Linked DNA regions of Homo sapiens: region 1 is linked to region 2. The links are chromatin contacts, found by Hi-C or POLR2A ChIA-PET in ENCODE. All regions are on one chromosome and are shown on one strand. The core of a region is the stretch at or near the end of the contact, and the rest is flanking DNA. Distances in the headings are between cores, read along the strand shown.

What was found. Hi-C counts contacts between places; a loop is a spot of excess contacts on that map. ChIA-PET counts read pairs that join two places held with the same protein, here RNA polymerase II (POLR2A). Pooled maps may share reads with other maps.
Region 1: a loop to region 2 is called in a map with no recorded cell type, with 2.2 times the contacts of the local background. The contact joins the enhancer-like site here to the promoter of VNN2 in region 2. A Hi-C loop is called at or near these places in 12 of 37 single-sample maps with no recorded cell type and 8 of 50 pooled maps. POLR2A ChIA-PET finds 5 or more read pairs at or near these places in 3 of 52 experiments (B cell, GM12878 and activated T-cell).

Annotation. Positions count from the first base shown.
Region 1 is chr6:132,352,804-132,358,416 of GRCh38, forward strand. The region is part of intron 4 of MOXD1 (monooxygenase DBH like 1); the gene reads right to left. Among named protein-coding and RNA genes, the nearest start is that of MOXD1, 46 kb to the right of the region's middle. RefSeq lists an enhancer at 1,568-2,767. Within about 2 kb of position 1,853, at least 3 of the 41 ENCODE cell types and tissues checked have a DNase peak (open chromatin) inside an H3K27ac peak, as active enhancers do; they include B cell, where a contact is called at or near this core.
Region 2 is chr6:132,756,555-132,762,260 of GRCh38, forward strand. It overlaps VNN2 (vanin 2), which reads right to left and starts at 1,350. Exons shown (of 7, transcript NM_004665.6): 1 at 1,117-1,350; 2 at 862-992. The coding sequence starts at 1,329. RefSeq lists an enhancer at 3,697-3,886.

The DNA.
Region 1 (5,613 bases), core at 603-3,102, 400 kb before region 2:
TGAGAGCTCCAATGTTACGTGCATGTATGTTTAGGATTGTGATATTTTCCTGCTGGACAAGGCCTTTTAACATTATTTAATATCCCTCTTTTTCTCTTTTAACTGCTGTTGCTTGTTGCTTTAAAGTCTGTTTTGTCTGATGTAAGAATAGCTACCCCTGCTTGCTTTTGACGTCCATTTGCATGAAATGCCTTTCTCCACCCCTTTACTTTAAGTTTATGTGAGTCCTTACGTGTTAGGTGAGTCTCCTGAAGGCAGCAGATAGTTGATTGGTAAGTTCTTATCCATTCTGCAGTTCTATATCTTTTAAGTGGAGCACTTAGGCGATTTACATTCAATGTAGTATTGAGATGTAAGGTATCATTGCATTCATTGTGCTATTTGTTGCCTGTGTACCTTGGATTTTTTGTTTTTTGTTTTTGCTTTTTAAATTGTATTTTTGTTTTATAGGTCCTATGTGATTTATGCTTTCAAGAGGTTCTGTTTTGATGTGTTTCTGGATTTGTTTCAAGATTTAGAGCTCCTTATAGCAGCTCTTGTGGTGCTTCCTTAATAGTGGCGAATTCTCTCAGCATTTGTTTGTCTAAAAAAGACTATATCTTTCCTTCATATATGATGCTCAGTTTCACTGGATACAAAATTCTTGGCTGATAATTGTTTTGTTTGAGGATTCTGAAGATAAAGCCTCAATTCCTTCTCGCTTGTAGGGTTTCTGCTGAGAAATCTGCTGTTAATCTCATAGGTTTTCCTTTATAAGTTAACTGGTGCTTTTGTCTCGTAGGTCTTACACTTCTTTCCTTCATCTTAACTTCATCATAACCTGATGATGATGTGCCTAGGTGATTATCTTTCTGTGATGAATTTCCCAGATCTTCTTTGTGCTTCTTGTATTTGGATGTCGAGGTCTCTAGCTAGGCCAAGGAAATTTTCCTTGATTATCTCCCCAAATATGTTTCCAAACTTTTAGATTCCTTTTCTTCCTCAGGAATACCTCTTCCTTATTCTTAGGTTTGGTCATTTACCATAATTCCAGACTTCTTGGAGGCCTTGTTTATATTTTCTTATTTTTTCTTTGTCTTTGTTGGATTGGGTTAATTTGAAGACCTTGTCTTTGAGCTCCGAATTTCTTTCTTCTACTTGTTCAATTCTATTGCTGAGACTTTCCAGAACATTTTGCATTTCTATAAGAGTGTCCAAGGTTTCCTGAAGTTTTGATTGTTTGTTCTTTAACAATCTATTTCCTTAAATATTTCTTCCTTCACTTCTTGTATTGTTTTTTGGATTTTCTTGCCTTTCGCTGGTGTCTCCCTGATTAGCTTAATAAGTAACCTCCTGAATTCTTCTTCAGGTTAATCAGGGATTTCTTCTTGGTTTGGATCGATTGCTGGTGAGCTAGTGTGATTTTTTGGGGGTGTTAAAGAGCCTTGTTTTGTCATATCACCAGAGTTGGTTTTCTGGTTCCTTCTCATTTGGGTAGGCTCTGTCAGAGGAAAAGTCTACGGGTGAAGGCTACTGTTCAGATTATTTTGTCCCAGGGGATGTTCCCTTAATATAGTACTCTCCCCTTTTTTCTATGGATGTGGCTTCCTGTGAGATAAGCTGCAGTGATTGTTATATCTCTTCTGGGTGTAGCCACCCAGCAAGTCTACCAGGCTCCAGGCTGGTACTGGGGTTTGTCTGCACAGAGCCCTGTGATGTGAACTGTCTATGGGCCTCTCAGCCATTGATACCAGCACCTGTTCCAGTGGAGGTGGCAGGGAGATGAAATGGGCTCTGTGAGGGTTCTTACCTTTGGTGATTTAAAGTTCTATTTTTGTGCTGGTTGGCGTCCTGCCAGGAGGTGGCACTTTCCAGAGAGCATCAGCTGTGGTGGTACGAAGAGGAAGTGGTGGTGGGCGGGGCCCTAGAACTCCCAAGAGTATATAGCGTTTGTCTTCAGCTACCAGGGTGGGTAGGGAAGGCCCATCAGGTGGGGGCAGGGCTAGGTGTGTCTGAGCTCAGACTCTCCTTGGAAGGGTCTTGCTGCAGCTGCTGTGGGGAATGGGGGTGAGGTTCCCAGGTCAATGGAGTCATCTACCTAGGAGGATCATGGCTGCTTCTGCTGAGTCATGCAGGTTGCCAGGGAAGTAGGGGAAAACCAACAGTCACAGGCCTCACTCAGCTCCCACACAATCTGAAGGGCTGGTCTCCCTCCCATCATGCCCCTCCCCCAACATCCTGTTTCCAGGCAGTAGATGAGCACGGCTTGAGAACTTGCCCCAGACTAGCCACTTCCCAGGTGCAGAAGAAAAAGGATTTGGTTCTTCCCTCACCCGTGGAGTCTGCACACCAGATTCGTGCCCTTCCCCAGGTTCTGGCCAGGAGGCTTCTTGCTGGATTCAAATTGTTACAAAGTTCAGCTGGGGACTTCCTTCTCCCTGTGGCATTTTACCCTGTGCCTCTGGTCACCCTCCCAAAAGATCCCTGTGGTACCAAGCAGGGATGGCATGCTTAGGGACCCAGTGAGCTCCCAGGTCCTTTCCCACTGCTTCCTCTATCCCTGTATTTTGCTCAGCTCTCTAAATTGACTCAACTCCAGGTAAGGTCAGAAAGTTCTCCCACAAACTAGACCTTCAGGGGTTGGAGTCTATCACCATTCTCCGGTATGTAGGCTGGGCCTGCTTCTTATGGCAGGAGCAATGGCGTGCTAATCCCAAACCAAGCCTCAAGTGGCCTTACAGTTTCTACTCTCTCTTTTGGAACTGTGCCATCACCATTTGAACAAGCCCAGTCTAGACTTCTAGAGAACAAGATACTATAAAGGAGAGCCCACTTGTTCAGCTGAGGCCTCCTAGACCTGCTTACAACCAGCTGACTCCCAACAAGAAGAGAGAGCCCAGGCACTATTAGAAAGCTGCATACCCAACCCAAGCTGGTTACATACCTGTTTGTAGCCCAGCTACAAACAGAAGAACCACCAAGCTGACTTGTAAACTATAACATGTGCTTCTTCATTTAAAGCTTATTTAAAGTTGTTGAACTTTGGGTTGGTTTGGTTCACAGAAATAGCTAACCAATAAAAATGAATAAAAAATTCTGGTATGTTCAGAAAATGAAATTCAAAGATGAAAATGAACACATTATTTTCTACAAACAACATGGCCAACTTGCACATCCCGTTCGGCAAAAAAAGCCAGACACAGAAGAGCACTAGCGTTTCTGTCTACCTACAAAAAATTCACAACAGGCAAAATTAGTAAAGAGTGATTTAAGTCAGCAAACTGGTGACCTCTGGGGACAGACAGTACCTGGGAGGGGACGCAAAGGACGCTTCTGAGTTGATACTCTATTCTTGATCTTGATTCTGGTTTCATGAGTCAGTTCACCTTATGAAAATTCAATGAGTTTTATACTGTTTGTGCACTTTTATCTAGGCAATTCAATAAAAGAATGTTTTAAAAAGAAATCGGTAAAGGGTTGAACAGCAAACTGACAGAAGAGAGCATAAAAAGAGCATAAGCCTCACTAGTAGTCTAAGGAAAGCAAGCCAAAGCAATCAGAAATATTAGTTTTCATCCATTAACAGGCAATAAATTTAAAAGACTAAAATATCCAGTGCTCAAGAAGGGATGAGAAAATATTCACATACAGCTAGTGTGTGAATTTTATAAAGTAATCTGACAAATATATTAAAGTTTGAAATACATGTAATCTTGATTCAATCCATTTAGCAATCTAGCGTATAGGAATGAAACCACCAATACATAACGATATACTTACAAGAACATTTACTGAAGCAATGTTTATGGTAGCAAAAAGCTTACAACATCTTGAATGTGCATCAAAAGTGTATGGCTGCAAAAATTATGGTTTATACATAATAGGAGATTAAATTATGTAAACATTAAAAATAATGTGTTATAATATTTTGTCCAGTAATGATGAGGGCATTAATTTGAAAAGCAAAATTCAAAGTAATAGATATAGAGTGATCCTAATTTGTTTACAAATAAAAGAGATTAACCCAAAAAAATCCTATATAAATGTTGTAAATGTTTTCTTCAGCATAAAGTTTTAGAAAAATACAAATAAATCTGTTAGCATTAGTCACCTCAGGAAAGTAGAATTTGGAGAAAGAGGGCACTACTACTTTTTATTTTATATATTTTTTACTTTTTTACTTATTATGAGAAGTATATATTACACTGGAAATGAAACAAATACACGTTAGAAAATATTCTCATATTAGAAAATAAAGTGTTCTCTAGAGAAAAAAACTCCTTAATCTTTCAAATGATGAGAGATAAAAACTCAACAGTTGTGACCTCTTTGCAAGATTGTTAAAAGCCAGTCCAGAAGCACATCATATCACATATGAATTTTATCTGATTATTAATTCAAGCTGAAGAAGAAATAAATTATCCCATAAAATATCTCTTAGCACTTGGAGTAAATATAGTTTGAAAAAAATGTGACTGAACTAACAATCTTTTGGAAAATTCTATTTGCTATATGAGTGGAAAATATTACTCAGAGTACTGACATTTCCTGTTTACCACTGAAAAAAGAACTTAGTTCTCTAACCTTGTAAATGTAATTCAACTGTGAATCTTACAAACACTTACAATAAGAGTTTGCCTTACTAAACAAATCAGGTTCATCTGGCAGTCCAGTTCTTAAAGGAACTAAACTTTATCTTAAAAGGAAGTATAGAAATAAAAAGGAAAGATAGTAAAAGTAATGAATTCCAAGTTATAAAGGAACTAATATACCATATAAAAATCTAGTTAAATATAAATATTTCAATTTTTCCCTCTTTTAAATGTCTCAGAAAAGTCAATGAAATCAAAGTGAGTGTCCAGCTGTTCTAAATTACTGGATAATAATATCCAAGTAATTTAGAGCTTTTTGAAAAGCTTTAAAAATTATTTAATTATAGATAGTTAAGAGATGATAAAATGGAGATATAAATCTTAGGTGTATTTTTTGCTTTGAAATTGTTTTATATTTCATATTTTGAAGGAGAGATAGAGATAAGTAATAAAAATTTATGACCTAAATTTCAATCTCAATTTCAATTAATTAACTGGATGAGAAAGGCAGTTTTTTCCTCTGGACTTCATTTTCTGCAACCATGAAATAAAATGTTGACAAAAGCAAACAGAAGGTTTAGACTGTTAGAGGAAAGAAGGATTACTATAAAATGACAATATTTCACATCTATTGTGCCTCAGGTGTTCCATAAACATTTTCCAAATAACTTTACAGTAGTATTGTGATAGGTCATATCTCCATTTTGCCAATGGGAAAACGGATTCAGAAAAGTTCTGTAAATTACTCAAGGTCATATAAGTGGTAAATGGTAGAGCCCGGATTTGAAATCAGGTCTATGTGACCAGAAAGACAGGAAGGGCCCTTCAAGCTTAGGTTCATATAGGTTAAATAAAGTGTTAAAGCTCCCCCTACTAGACTAAATAAATGGTGTTCATAATACACGTACTAATAACACCTATGTGTGTAGCACATTTGCACTGAAAAGAGTTCAACACAGTAATTCAGATCTCAGGCATTAGAATTAAACAAGGCTAGGTTCCCACTCTATGTTTACCACATCTCGCTCCATGACATTAGAGA
Region 2 (5,706 bases), core at 100-2,599:
CTTTTCAACAGCAGTTGGCACAGTTAATTACACCTCCTTCTGGAAACACCTCACTTCTCTATTGGACCCACCCTCTCATTTTCCTATTTATTGGTTGCTCTTCTTCGACTCTTCTGCTGATTCCTCGTTTTCTTCCGAGTCTAAACACTAGAATTTCCTAGTGCTCAAGCCTTATACCTAAACTCTTCTCTAACTCACTCCACAGGTGAACTCATCATGGTGTTTAACACCATCTATATGCTGACATTTGATTTTCTATCTCCAGATATAATTTTGTCTTTTCATGCCAGACTTGTCCATGCAACTGCCACGTTGACACCTCCAGGATGACAGTAGGACCCAGATTTTTAATATATATTAGAAGGTTTCTAGATAACCTTTTCCCAGGAAAATTAGATTTGTGAGCCTAGGAAAATGCAGTTTCAAAGCATAAGGTCTTATGATTCACTTGAAAATACATGGTGAAGTCTTTCTGCCTAAGAAGCAACTCTGGAATGGAGAGACTCTATAACATTGAAAGGGTGTCCCTTCAGCAGAGGCTTTGGAATGTATTCCTAACACAATCCACTGTCTACTTCAGAAATTAAGTTACTACTTGTATCTATGAGATCTCTTCCCTTAGTTTTTCTTGCAGGAATACCCTATTTACACATTTTCTCAAAATTTAATAAAGATTTTCAATCACAAAAGATTGTTAAATAGTATCTAAGTACAATTTTTTAAAATCTGACAAATGTTGAGATAAATATAACCATAACATATACCACATATATGGTAATTCAAGAGCAATCATTTTGCTTTGGTGAACGTGCGCATTTTAGAGAGTTACTTTTGCACAAAAGACTAAGATAGTTAAAATACCTGTGGGGGTCTTGACACGGAATCCAGTTCACCTGAGGGTCTGGGATATCCTCCAGATAAGGGAAAACAGTTTCCCTGGTAAATTTCCATCCATAAAGTGCATCTTCTGGAGTCACAATGATTCGAGCACCCTGTTCAAAACAAGCAAAATAAAAATGATTTTTCCATGTACAACACAGACAATTCAGCTCTCTCGTCTTCCACCAGCTCCCATGCCCCTCGTGTACATTATGATTAACAGAAATAAGAGAATACCTGCTCAGCTGCCTGCTTGATCGCTGTCTCCAGAATGTCTATATTCTCGTTCATGAGATTCAAGGCATCCTCCTGAGAAACTGGTGTTTCTGTTTTATTTGGCAAAATGACAGCATGTTCATACACTGCAGCTATAAAACTGTCCTGAGTACCAACCTGCAGGGTTATTAGGGCAAAAACTGCCACAGAGATTGGAAAAGAGGAAGTGACCATGGCCAAGGTTTAGTGATTTCTGAAAGCAAAAATAACATTCATGTAGTATTTACAGAGGGGAGAATGTTTGCATAACATGTGGCTGCCAGTTACTGGCCTTTTACTTTATCATCATTTTTCTTCTTCTTCTTCTTCTTCTTCTTCTTCTTCTTCTTCTTTTTTTTTTTTTTTTTTTTTTTTGAGGCGGAGTTTGCTCTGTCACCCAGGCTGGAATGCAGTGGCGCAAGCTCAGCTCACTACAACTTCCACCTCCCAGGTTCAAGCGATTGTCCTTCTTCAGTCTCTGAAACAGCTAGGACTACAGGTGCGCGCCACCACGTCCAGCTAATTTTTGTATTTTTAGTAGAGATGGGGTTTCACAATATTGGCCAGGCTGGTCTCAAACTCCTGATCTTGTGATCCATCCACCTCAGCCTCTCAAAGTGCTGGGATTACAGGCGTGAGCCACTGCACTTGGCCTACTTTATAATCTTAAGAACGCAATATATCTGACCACTTTTAAAGAAAGAAAAGTTGCAGTCCATTTAAGACAATCAGAAAGTATTACAGGGATTGAACAGCATGTACTATTAGTACTAAGATTTAATATTGAATTTCCAAAAGACACCCGAATTCAAATATAGAACAATTCCAGCTTTTGTTAATAGAAACTCATAACTAACTCTCGTGTAAAAAAATCACATCCCAACAAATATCTCATTTATTAAATTTAAAAATTGACAACAATTTTTTTGGTTCTGTTGAGTCACTTACATTGTGTTTATTTTTAGACGGGGGGGAAAATATTAAATACTTACTACTAAGAAAATGTAACACAGGACAATATTGATAACAAAATTTACCCAAATCTACACTCTGACTTACTTATTGCTATTAAGGACTGAAAACATGTGCTCCAGAAAAGCAGGATTTTGTGTCTGGTTTGTTCACTGCTGTATAGTTAGTGCCTACAGCAACAATACCCCGAGGCACCTAGGCCAGAGGAGGAATCTCAGCTCAGGGGCCCCAGGCCTCAGGATACTCCGCTTCTTTCCTTCTTTCTCTCTTTCACCCTTCCCTCCCCATCCTCCCCCTACTTCTCCTTCTCCTCCTACTCCTTCTCCTCCTTCTTTTTCCTCCCTCCCCACCCCCTGCTTTGGAGGAAGATGCCAGGGAAGGGGAAGAGTCCAGGATTGGTGATAAAGATCATCTGTGTTGTAATAAGGAGAAGATGTAACTTACATTTTTGTTAGCAGCAAATAACAACAATGAGTTTAAAAACAATGCTAACAGGCCAGGTGCAGTGGCTCATGCCTGTAATCCTAGCACTTTGGGAGGCCGAGGCAGGCAGATCACCTGAGGTCAGGAGTTCAAGACCAGCCTGGCCAACATAGTGGAACCCCCCATCTCTACCAAAAACACAAAAAGTAGCTGGTCGTGGTGGTGGGCGCCTGTAATCCCAGCTACTCGGGAGGCTGAGGCAGGAGAATCGCTGGAACCCAGGAGGCAGAGGCTGCAGTGAGCTGAGATCACACCATTGCGCTCCAGGCTGGGCGACAGAGCGAAACTCCGTCTCAAAAAAAAAAAAAAAAAAAAAAACAATAATAACAACAAATACAGGATGTGATCTCAGATGCCTTCTTAGGACATTCATATTCTCCCTTCCCCAGGCCCAATCCTGCCAAATAAAGGATTTGTTTTATTTTTATCCAGCCCTTTGGTAAAAGTCACGGAAATGCTTTTAGACAGCATAGAAGAGTAGGTACGATTAAACAAAGTTTATTCTGTGCTTTCCTTCTTACTGAGATAAATGTTTTGTTAAGAATGGGGCCTAGGGGCTATAAATAAGATCTGCTCATATTTTCTGCTTTGAATAGAAGTTTCTATTAAAGGAATAACTTTTCTTATCTCTATAGAGCAGAAAACTAAAAATAATTCAGGAAAAATGGTCAAGCCCTTTTGTGGAAAATGTAAAGGGATAGATATTTTTATGAATTTTTAGCAGATTGTATAATAGACTGTTAGTATATAACCATACTATCTAGTGTATAATTAGTAAATTAGCATAGGTGATTGGTATATAATAGATTATGAGTGCTGTTAGAGTTTAGAAATCATGTAACCCAAATGCCCACTTATTACAGGATAGGAATCTGAGGCATAGAGAGCTAGAGCGACAGAGCAGGATGTTCGCTTCTCATTCCTGATTCCAGAGTCTTTCCTTTATACCTAAAACAGCACATGTGTCTGTGCTCTCTTTTAATGTCTGCAACTGAGTGTCTGAACACTCGTGTCTTTTGGGGTTTTTTTGTTTTTTGTTTTTTTGTTTTGAGACAGAGTCTTGCTCTATTGCTCAGGCTGGAGTGCAGTGGTATGATCATGGCTCACTTCAGCCTCCACCTCCCAGGCTCAAGTGATCCTTCCACCTCAGCCTCGCTAGTAGCTGGAACACCAGGTACGCACCAACATGTCAGGCTAATTTTTGTTATTTTTTGTAGAGAGGAAGTTTCACCATGTTGCCCAGGCTTGTTTCAAACTCCCGAGCTCAAGCAATCCACCCACCTTGGCTTCTGAAAGTGCTGAGATTATAGGTGTCAGTCACTGCAGCCAGTCATTCATGTCTTTTAAAGAACCCAATTCAAAATGATCACCTTAAGAAGACCATAGGCAAATTTGCTAAGTGCTAATGAAATTTCTGATGCAGTTGATGCCTAATAAAAACAATTAAGCTCTTCCATCTCCATAAGTACAATTTGGGCCATGACCTACCTTCATTGATCTAGTATCACCAATTAGTAATACTTAATTAACTCTTTTGCTTTTAAGTAGTCAGGTAAGCTGATGAGGAGGAGTTAACAGTTTTATAATTTTGGCAGTAGAAGTGGGGACAATCATATCTGTTATTGTGTTCCCAAATCTGGATGTTTTTCTCTGTCCTTGGCTGTAAAAGATAGAAATGATGTTGATCAGAGTTTTGGATTTTTTGTTTGGCTAACAGGGAAAGGGAAAATCACTTCTGATATAAAATCAAGATGACTAAATTCCCTCCTTTGTTTTTTTATTTGAAGCATCTAAAAATTGTCTCATTGAAACTGAGAATTTGAGTAACAAAGGTAATTGCAAAAAAGAATTAGAAGTTAGTAAATGAAGGAGCAATTTAAATATAGGAAAATCCCTGAGATGTGAAGAAAATATTTGCTGTAGAGGTCATTGATATTGTTTTAAATCTTCAGAAGTAAAAAACCAAATTCAGGACATACAGTTTCAATAGTTGACTTTTCATAAAGATGATTGATCAGGTAAAGATTAAAATTTTTAGTTTAACTGAATTATAAAATAAAGTAAGGTTATTTTGCCACAGGGAACATTGATTAATTGTAATTCGTTGCTAAAAGAGCCTACTTCCTAATTTGCCATTTTGGGATTAATGAACTTAGCTAAAGGGGTAAAAAGTTAAAATCAATTAAAAATTATTTGGTCAAAGAGTCACCATAAAAAAAAAAAAAACAGTATTGGGGTGGGCGCAGTGACTCATGGTTGTAATCCCTGCACTTTGGGAGGCCGAGGCGGGCGAATTATTTGAGGTCAGGAGTTCGAGCCCAGCCTGGCCGACATAGTGAAAGCCAGTCTCTACTAAAAATACAAAAACTAGCTGGGCATGGTGGCAGACGCCTGTAATCCCAGCTACTCAGGAGGCTGAGGCGGGAGAATTGCTTGAACCCAGGAGGAGGAGGTTGCAGTGAGCCGAGATAGCACCATTGCACTCCAGCCTGCGTGACAGAGTGAGACTCTGTCTCAAAAATAAAAAACAAGCAAATAAACGAAAAACAGTAATAGCTCAAATATTTGTTTCTAATTGTGAATCTGATCATCTGTTAGAATAATGTTCAATTGGACTAGGTTTTAGGTCTTTAATTTTAAAAACCTCATTTTTTTCCCACTTTCTCAAGAGTAAGCATAGGGGTGTAGTTTCTGCTTTGCACCACTTCTTTGGACCTCTATTTCTCATCTAAAAGTTTAGGTAATCATACCTGCTCTATCTCCTAAAGATATGTGAAAGTCCTCTGTAAGACTACAACGCAGATGACAATAATTAACAAAAGTGAGTGACTATTTAGTAATATAATATCCTGACTGCTTAATATTATTTCATTGTTAGGCCCACAGAACTACTGTTGTTCAATTCAAATTCTAGTCTATTTGGATGACCGTGCTGAAGAACTGCTGGAATGAAATGGGGTTGACAGGGTACCTGGGCATCAACTCCTGATTCGTGCTAAACCCAGCGTGGTAGAAAAACTGCAGTGGGGTAGCAAAGGTGAAACAAGAAAACCAAGGAACTCAACCCCAGGAAGGAGAGGAGCTGCTCCAGGCTCTGACACTGGCTACTGGACTTCC